Linked DNA regions of Homo sapiens: regions 2 and 3 are each linked to region 1. The links are chromatin contacts, found by Hi-C or POLR2A ChIA-PET in ENCODE. All regions are on one chromosome and are shown on one strand. The core of a region is the stretch at or near the end of the contact, and the rest is flanking DNA. Distances in the headings are between cores, read along the strand shown. Region 1 overlaps COPS8-DT (COPS8 divergent transcript). Region 2 has its middle 260 kb from the start of ACKR3. Region 3 has its middle 200 kb from the start of COPS8-DT.

Region 1 (2,789 bases), core at 101-2,600:
GGGTGTGGTTTCAGGAAGAAATAAAAGCTATGGGACAATATTGCTCTCCATCACATGGTGTCATTCCAGGTGAAGCCCAGGGCATGGATAAAATACCCTAAAGAAAATATCAATGAGATAAGGGGACACCAAAGTCTATGGAGCAGAAGATGGGCATATGAAAAAGGTTTTAAAAAGAATCTTCACTTATTGATTGTATAGCTATTTATTGAGTTCCAACTATGGGTTGGGCTCTGTTTCTATTTCTGGGGTGGGAAAGCTGTCAAAAAAAACCCTGCATCATGAAGCTTCTATTCTAGTAAGACACTGGGGAGACCAACAATATACAAGATAAATAATAAAACACGTAGAATGTTAGCTATTAAGTGTTAGTATAAGAATATTTAAAGCAAAGAGGAGAAGTGGCTATGTAGTGAAGGGAGGAGGGGTGAAATCATAGTGTCCCTGGCCAGAGAAGGATGCACTAAGAAGGTGTGAATGAAGGGTCGAAGGAAGTCAGGGAGGGAGCCATGCAAATACCTTCGGGAACAGAAGGAACAGAATGTGCACAGACACAAAGCAGGGGTGTGTCGCGTGTTCAGGGCATAGTGCATAGGGCAGTTGGCTTGAACAGAAGGAATGGGGAAGAGAAGTAAGAGATGAGTCAGTATGACAGGGCCACTCACAGCCTCGCACGTCATGAGGACTTTGGTCTGGAAGGAGTGAGCTGGAGGCCAGGGGGGAGTTTTGCTCAGAGGAATGACATGATCTGATTGTAACAGGATCCCTGTGGCTGACTTAACTGACAAAACTGATATTAATTTTACTGATGTTGACAGAAGGCTATAGCAATGCAGAGGGGAGAGGGCAGGGGAGCTAGATCTGATGCAGGAGGATCATTAAAAGGCTATTGTGGGGAGCTGGGAGAAGCTGATAGGGGCTTGGAGCAGGGTGGGTTAGTATAGGGGGGAGAATGTGACCTGATTCTCAAGCCAACCAACATAATCTGCTAGGTAGTTTCATGTGGGGTGTAAGAAGTAGAGAGGAATGAACGTTCGCTCCAAACTTAAGCAATTGGAAGAATTCACTGAAATTGGAGACAGATGTGAAGAACAGGTTTGGTGGAAACATCAGAAGTCTGATTCAAACATGGTGAGCTTCAGATGCCCACTGAATGTCCGAGAGCAGCAGATGTCAAGGAGAAGCTCAGGTGCACCAGTCTGGAATTCAAGGGGAAGGCCAGGGCCAGCGAGTATATTTGCCAGTGGTCAGGATATAGATGATATCTAAAGCCAGGAAACAGCATGAGGTCCCGTAGGGGTGAGTGAGGACAGAAAAGAGAGGGGCTCAGAGGACTGAGCCCTGATGACTCCAACGATGACCAAGGATTACCTTGACTTTCAAGGTCAGAGAGATGAGGAGGAGCCTCAGCTGTGCTTGGGGGTGGGGTCAGCTGTGGGTACGGGCTGCCCAATCTGAGGAAGGTGGAGAGCATTTCAGGGAAAAAAGAGAGAGGCTCCAGCTGGATCTGAAGCTGATGGGGAGGTAGAGTATGACGAGGGCCAAAATCCTCCTTTAGATTTGGTGACTGGGATGCCAGTGATTATCTTAGTCAGAATACCTTCAGGGTGTGGCAGAATCAAAGCTAGGCTGTGGCTTCTGAGATTTCAGGGGCTTTTGGAGGAGGAGGAAATGGAGGTGGTGAACTTGGACAAACATTTAAGAATGTTTGCTACAAAAATTACAATGATGATGATGGTCGCTCACTAATATCCATCATCTATTCTAAACACTTTACATGCATTGAATCAATGGAAAGCAGCACAAAGAGATAAGGTGGTTTCCTGACACTAAACCGGGTCCCAGAAAGGTGTGTGCCTTTGGCTGTGGTGTGTGTGCAAATACCTGAAACCACAGAGCAGGTGGACAGGCTGAAGGGAAGGAGGCAGTGACAGAAGAAGCAACAGACACCGGGAGGAGGGGATGACTGGGAGCCCCAGAGCCTGGATCTATTGGATGGAATTCAGAGCCAGACAGAGGGACTCACCTGAGTGAAGAAGGAGATGCACGCTCTGTTCCCAAAGGAAGAAGGGAAGAGTGGCGAGAGAAATTTCATTAACTTACTAAGAAGGAGGCCAGGAGGCCAGGTCATTTGGAGGAGAGAGATGAACAGGGTATGGGAGATACTGAGCAGCCGCAGATGGCCTCATTGGGAATGGAGACCAGGTGGGCTGTGTCTACCAGAAGTGCCGAGCGGCCCGAGAGCAGGGGGCCCAGGAATGGATGAGCAGAGTATCGGTGCCGAGAAGTCACCAGAGGAAAAAGAAACTGAAGGGAGGAACATGAAAGAGGATGGAGTGACGGCCCACAGGATCGGGCTTGGCAAGGACAGAGTTAACCCTGGTGGGAAACATGGAGTTGGGGAGGGCAAGGAAGGGAGGAAGGATCTGAGGGAGCTCATGGGGGAGTGCAGTGTGTCCAGGGACAAGAAGGAGGCATGGGAAGCCCAGGGTGCATTCATTTCAGGGGTATTTGCTGAGAGGCCGCTGTGCACCGTGCACTCCCTCGGAGCCCTGGGCACATTAGGAGGTGGCATTTAGAGTGGCCTAGGGGGCAAGAGCCGGAGTCACAGAGTAGATGAGACTGCCCAGGAGACCATGAGTTAAGAGACAGGAGACTCAAGGGTAGAACTTCAGGGGAAATGTCTCTTCCATGAAAGGGGTGAACAGGAGAAGTTGTGCCAGAGCCCTAGGGAAGGAGGAAAGCTCCCGACCCCCAACCTCTACCCTACCTGCCATCTGCCCACTTCC
Region 2 (2,789 bases), core at 208-2,707, 200 kb before region 1:
GAAAAAAAAATACCCTTTGATAAACTTCCATAGAACAAAAACAACGAACAACCAAGCAAAATCCTTGTGTTGTGAGCATTTACATCCTGAGCCGCCTGTGGGCTTCTTTCAATGGCAAATGAATTCTCAGCTTTGTCACCAGGTGCCTGTGTCCATCTGGCTGCCAGTGTCATGAAAAATAAAAATGAAAAAATGAATTCTTATCTCCCTCACGAGGGTCCCATTGTGTGCAGCAGTACCTTTCAGTGGAATTGGAATTTGTCTTCGCCCTACAACAGATTGAATAGGAAAGGAACGTTTAATCAGCTCTGTAAACAAAGACTGTCACCTTAGTTAAAAGGAAGAAAATCACTTTATCGAGGGTGAGAAGCCATTAATAAAACTGCAAATTAGAATCCAGGCTCTGATCTTTCAAATCAGGGCTCCATGCAATGGAGATTCTATAGGGATTACCTCTCCTGCCTGGGAGAGGCCCAGAAAGGCCTAAGAAAGCCCTGGAGGTGGGTGTGTGCTGGGGAGGCGAGCCTGAATCAGCACATGTTAAACATGTTCCTGAATGCTGAAGTTGATAGATGGTCATGGGATCATTTTGTTGTTGTTGTGAATAATATCATTTTGAATCACGGATCTGTCAGTAAGAAAACCTGCTTCTGCTTCATTTCGATGAAAGGGCTTTGAGAATTTCTGCACTGGGTAGGAATGGAATCCAGCCTCCTGTGTACCATTTTAATCAAAAGACACAGGAAATAAACAAGGTCATAATTACTAGAAGGATATTTTCTTCTAACCCTTTTTGTGTGTGTGTGTAAGTGGCTCATTTCTTTCTTGAATAGCAGGAAATAAAATGACATTTTAAAATATGGACGTATCATGAGCTCTATAAATCTGGTTCCCAGGTTTTTCAAAAGTATTTGTATCCTGAAAAAAGTGTATGAGATGAAACAAAGCCCATTTGTATTTAAGGGCAGATTGGATTGTTTCTTTGAAATACCATCCAGGGAGGATGACAGCAAGTCTGGTGGCATTATTCTTGTCTTAATTATTTTTCTTTCCCCGACGGGAGAAATCTTTCTTTGAAGGTATCTTGCCTCTCTTGGATGCAATATGCAAAAGGCTGCTCTTTGGTTGTGTTTGATGAAGGAGAAAATAATTAGAAAACCAAATCTGCATGCAAGCAATTAAAAATATCAAGGGCTTATTTTCTCAAAGTGGCAATTCTCTCTAACAAAGTAAATATCATGAATCAGATATTTGGATTGAACCTACTTTCCTGCATGGAGGATATTATTTGCTTGAGTAATTAAATTTGTTTTCAAAGAGTCTACAAATGTCAATATTGACAGTCATAAGGAGATGAGGTTAGGCCGGCTGTGCCACTTATCCAGGTGGCCTTTGTTTATGTAGGACTTTTGTAACTTGATAATTAAGCCAGGCGAACCCAAGGCCTGGCTGTCCTCTTGCCAGGCCTCATGCTGTCCGGGCCACCTGGAACTCCCTTCCCAAGCCACACCTGTCTAAATCTTGCCTCTTCTCCCAGACTCAGTTCCAATTGCACCCCAGTGATCAGATGTGGTTTACACAGTGTTGGCTACTCCTTTCTGTAATGCATTCTCTTGATTTGGCTTTCACCTTTGTTGATATTTAAAATAATTTGTGTAAGTGGTTTATTTGCTTATAGTAGGCCCTTCTTTAGACAGAGATTAGAACAATATTCATATACTTTGGAATTTGTTGTTAACTCATTGATTCACCTAAATTTGTTGGGTATAGTTAAAGTGAAGATGTAATCTTATTTACTTATTTAACCAAAGAGCCAGCTCTCCGGGTGCTTTTTGGTAAACATTCCCCTGGTTTCCTGGCTGGGCTGCATTCTCTGTAGCTATCAAGGTCTTATTCATACTGAAGCCCATTTCGAATCTCTTCCATTCCAGCATCAGTCTCTCTCCACTTGAATCAGTTCTATGTGATTTTAACCACGTCGGCTCCTACTAGCTCTGTTCAGGTAGCGTTGAGTGGGAATTCTTTCCAGAGTCTGGGAAATCACTGATTTATAGTCTCAGTTTCCGAGCTTAGGTAATTTTACAGCTTTGTGATTGAGATTCCGGGTGCATTCCCATGGGTTCAGAGGGGAGAGCAGGCTTGTGGCTGCACGCACAGCTCTTGCCTCTACCCAGAACCCCCTTTCTGGGGTCTTCCTAGTGGCTTCCTCTCCTTCTTTGAAGCCCTGGTGGGCGGCAGTGTCTGTCCTCGCACTCTTCATCTGATTTGGCACTTGTAGGGCTTTGGCAGAATCCACGTCTATACCTGATAGTACATCTGGGAGGTCTTCTACAGTCCATGTGGCTAAACCGTCATTTGTGACCTCCCCCCAACCCTCCCTGTGTTTCTTCTGCAGATCTTAGACTCATACCAGCTTCAGGCAGACACCTCCCTGTCAATGTCAACATAATTCCCAAATATATCCCCATGCAGGCCCTTTCTTTGTAGCCCCCTGCCAGTGCCCTAGGCCATCATCTGATTCCTGCAATTGCTTTTGCGCCTTTTCCCGCACATCTCCCTAGTTTCAGGGCACACGTGCGGACATGCACTCTTGTGCAGCTCCCAGCTCCTGGAGGGAAGCCACAGTGTCAGTGGGGGAAGCCACAATGTCAGTGGGGGAAGCTTGCCATTTTCAGTGGAGGAAGCCACAGTGTCAATGGGGGAAGCTTGCCATTTTCAATCTATCTGCGGAACCCACGTAAAAGGAAAACCTGTTTCCTCTCTACTCACACACAGCACTTCACTTCCAA
Region 3 (2,789 bases), core at 106-2,605, 140 kb before region 1:
GTTCTATTTTATGCTGCAGAGCTTAATCATTACTGGACACGCCCATTTTCCTGGCCAATGAGTGTTTTCCAAAGCAATAAATAAAACGAATTGAGGAAATGGAGTCTTCACCGACTGAGCTGAACAGTCTACCTGTTTGCACTGACTGTGGCTGGTGGTGTCCACAGGTCATGGTGGGCAGAATGGCAGCCGGGACGCCTCTGCTGTGTCCCCAGGTCCAGCATCTGGCTTGGCCTTTCTACTGGCTTTTGTTTTTCCATGGAATTTTGAAATTGTTTGCTGGAATTGGCTGCATTAATCAAACAGTTGTTTCTTAGAGATATTGTTTATGTTTGCTGGAGCCACAGAGGGTTCTGTCGGCAGGAATTTTGCTGGCTGAAAGCAAACTCGGAGCCAGAAAGTGCGATGCCATTGGTTCCACTTTATCACCAAGCTCTGAAGACAAACTCTCACCTCTTCCAGATTTCCATTTGGTCTCGTGACAACGCAGGAGGAAAGAAGCTTGAGAGAATGTTAGGACATGGCGAGGGAGAGAATTCTGGGTCTCTAAGGTATTAGGTTGGTGCAAAAGTAATTGCGGGTTTTGCCATTTTTTAATGCATTTTAGTGCAATTACTTTTGCACCAACCTAATACAAGGAACAGCCGAGGAAAAGGCTGGTCTTGAGGCCCCATCCAGGGCCTAGGGCACCTTCTTCTACTAAGAAGGGAAGTTCACCCTCTTCCGAATCATCACCCACCAAAGTTCAGGGAGCTTCCCCTCAGCCCAAGGACACAGTGACATTGTGTATAAGACCTGGGCAGTTTCCAACCAGGTTGGTGCACAGGACACTGCTGGTTACTTGCTTATATTGTTCCCAAATATTGAATTCAACAAAGTAGTGTGGATAATCCATCATAGCTTATTACTCAAGACTGTGTTCACTTTATTTTAAGACAGCATTCATTATTTCCCCAGAGAATAAAAGTAATATATGAGTCTTATAAAAAACATTAAAAATAGAAAAGTATAAAAATGAAAATAAAATTACCTATAAACATACAATTCAGATATAGCTTCTGAGAATATTTTAATATTTTTCTTTTGCATTTTCATAGACTTTCCCCATGACCTTTAATATTCCATGAGAATATAATTTTTATAGGTTCATAATACACTGTATTATGGTTGTACCATAAATTATTTGGCCATGCTTCTGCCATTGGTTATTTAAGTTGCTTGTACTTTTCTCACTGTTATAAGTAAGATTGTATTGAACATCCTCGTACATAAGTCTCAGGCCACATGTTTTATTTGCTGGAACAACCTTTCCTTAACATCCAATGGCACGTGGCTGGCCCTCCACCCTCTTTTCCTGGAAGAGGCATTTGAATGAAACACTTGACAAATATTTATATGCTAGTAACCATGCTAGAATAACAGCCACAGTCTGCTATGACCTGAATTGAACCAGAAAATGCAGAGTGAAGGCAGGGGGAACACGGCTCGGGGTCCTCTCTGGTCAGGCCTGGAGCCAGCGCTTGTAAACTGTGGACTATCACCCACTGTTGAGAGGCCTCCTTTCGGCAGACTTCAGCACAGGGATGTGGACTTGTTTCTATGAAAGCCTGGAATTCCTGTAGGGGTAGTGCCGTAAAACCGGATCTTTACCTTCCTTATTTAAAGGACTTTTTTGCGCATAGACTGCCTGTCCTGGCCTCTCTCCCACTCTGGAAAGGAAGGGCTGAGAGAGAAAAACACACTGGAGATGCTGTTTTGGATGGAAACACACTCGCTGCCTGTTTCCCTGTGTGCCCATGGTTCTTCTAGGTGCTGGGAATAGACGAGTGAGATGCAGACAAGGCCCCAGTCCTCACGGCACTTATGTGCTATGAGGAAACAAGGAATGCACATACCCCATCGAGGAGGTGTCAGTCCATCTTCATGAGCCAAAAGGTGACATGTGCCAAGGAAACAGGAATAGAGCCTTGAGTGAAGCATCAGACCAGTACAGCCGACCTGGTGGGCCTTGGTGCAAAGGGAATGGAGCAAAGACTGGGAGGTAATGAGGGGATTCCCCAGGTGCTCCCCTGGGAGAAGAGAATTCTGCCCACAGGCCCTGCCACCAGCGAGGGCCTTGCGTGCCGTGGAGTGGGAGGAACCACAAGGTGAGAAGGGTCTGAGGATGTGGGCATGGAGGCATTGCAAGGACTTTGAATTTACTCTGAGAGATGAGTAGTCACTGGGAGGTTTGCAGCCCAGACAACCCACACGGTCATTTCAGGAAGCTTGAGAGAGACTCAGTATGTGGGGCAGCGGGCCCCCGTTTGTGGGGGCCACAGCGCAAACGCACCTGAGCCTGGAGCTGCTGGAACTCCTCTCTCTGCAGCCAGAGACCCAGGCTCACTCCTGGGCCTCCATTCCGCCTGCTGGATCAGCAAAAATGAAATGACTAAATGGGCTGTTGGATTTCAAAGAATTACAGCCCCACTCCAGTCCTTGAGAGAGAAGCAGAGGCCCTGTTCCCCTGCGTCTGTGTGGCCTGCTGCAAATAACGGGCTGGGTTTATGGCGAGGGGACGGCTGGGCGGTTGCTTGTCTAGAAACGCACCATGTGGTCCCTGCCTCCTCCTGAGCCTCAATGGCCGCCTGGGACATAGATAGCCAGACATCGCCAATTTCCAGGTTCAAAATTATATTCCCCCAACGTGAGTTAATCTTCCCATGAAAGGAAGAAATACTTTTCACTTCATGTTACTCTCTCTACTTTTTTTTTAAAGCATCAGATCTTTTATCTCTAGTATGACTATG

The links. Hi-C counts contacts between places; a loop is a spot of excess contacts on that map. ChIA-PET counts read pairs that join two places held with the same protein, here RNA polymerase II (POLR2A). Pooled maps may share reads with other maps.
Region 2: a loop to region 1 is called in a map of PC-9, with 17 times the contacts of the local background. The contact joins two enhancer-like sites. A Hi-C loop is called at or near these places in 6 of 168 maps with a recorded cell type or tissue (Caco-2, HepG2, PC-3 and 3 more) and 5 of 50 pooled maps. POLR2A ChIA-PET finds 5 or more read pairs at or near these places in 1 of 52 experiments (Panc1).
Region 3: a loop to region 1 is called in a map of endothelial cell of umbilical vein, with 3 times the contacts of the local background. The contact joins two enhancer-like sites. A Hi-C loop is called at or near these places in 7 of 168 maps with a recorded cell type or tissue (CD14-positive monocyte, CD4-positive, alpha-beta T cell, Caco-2 and 4 more) and 5 of 50 pooled maps. POLR2A ChIA-PET finds 5 or more read pairs at or near these places in 1 of 52 experiments (activated T-cell).

Annotation. Positions count from the first base shown.
Region 1 is chr2:237,024,626-237,027,414 of GRCh38, forward strand. All of the region lies in intron 1 of COPS8-DT (COPS8 divergent transcript), which reads right to left. Among named protein-coding and RNA genes, the nearest start is that of COPS8-DT, 60 kb to the right of the region's middle. Within about 2 kb of position 1,351, at least 2 of the 41 ENCODE cell types and tissues checked have a DNase peak (open chromatin) inside an H3K27ac peak, as active enhancers do.
Region 2 is chr2:236,823,639-236,826,427 of GRCh38, forward strand. No RefSeq gene overlaps it. Among named protein-coding and RNA genes, the nearest start is that of ACKR3, 260 kb to the left of the region's middle. Within about 2 kb of position 1,458, at least 4 of the 41 ENCODE cell types and tissues checked have a DNase peak (open chromatin) inside an H3K27ac peak, as active enhancers do.
Region 3 is chr2:236,886,301-236,889,089 of GRCh38, forward strand. No RefSeq gene overlaps it. Among named protein-coding and RNA genes, the nearest start is that of COPS8-DT, 200 kb to the right of the region's middle. Within about 2 kb of position 1,356, at least 10 of the 41 ENCODE cell types and tissues checked have a DNase peak (open chromatin) inside an H3K27ac peak, as active enhancers do.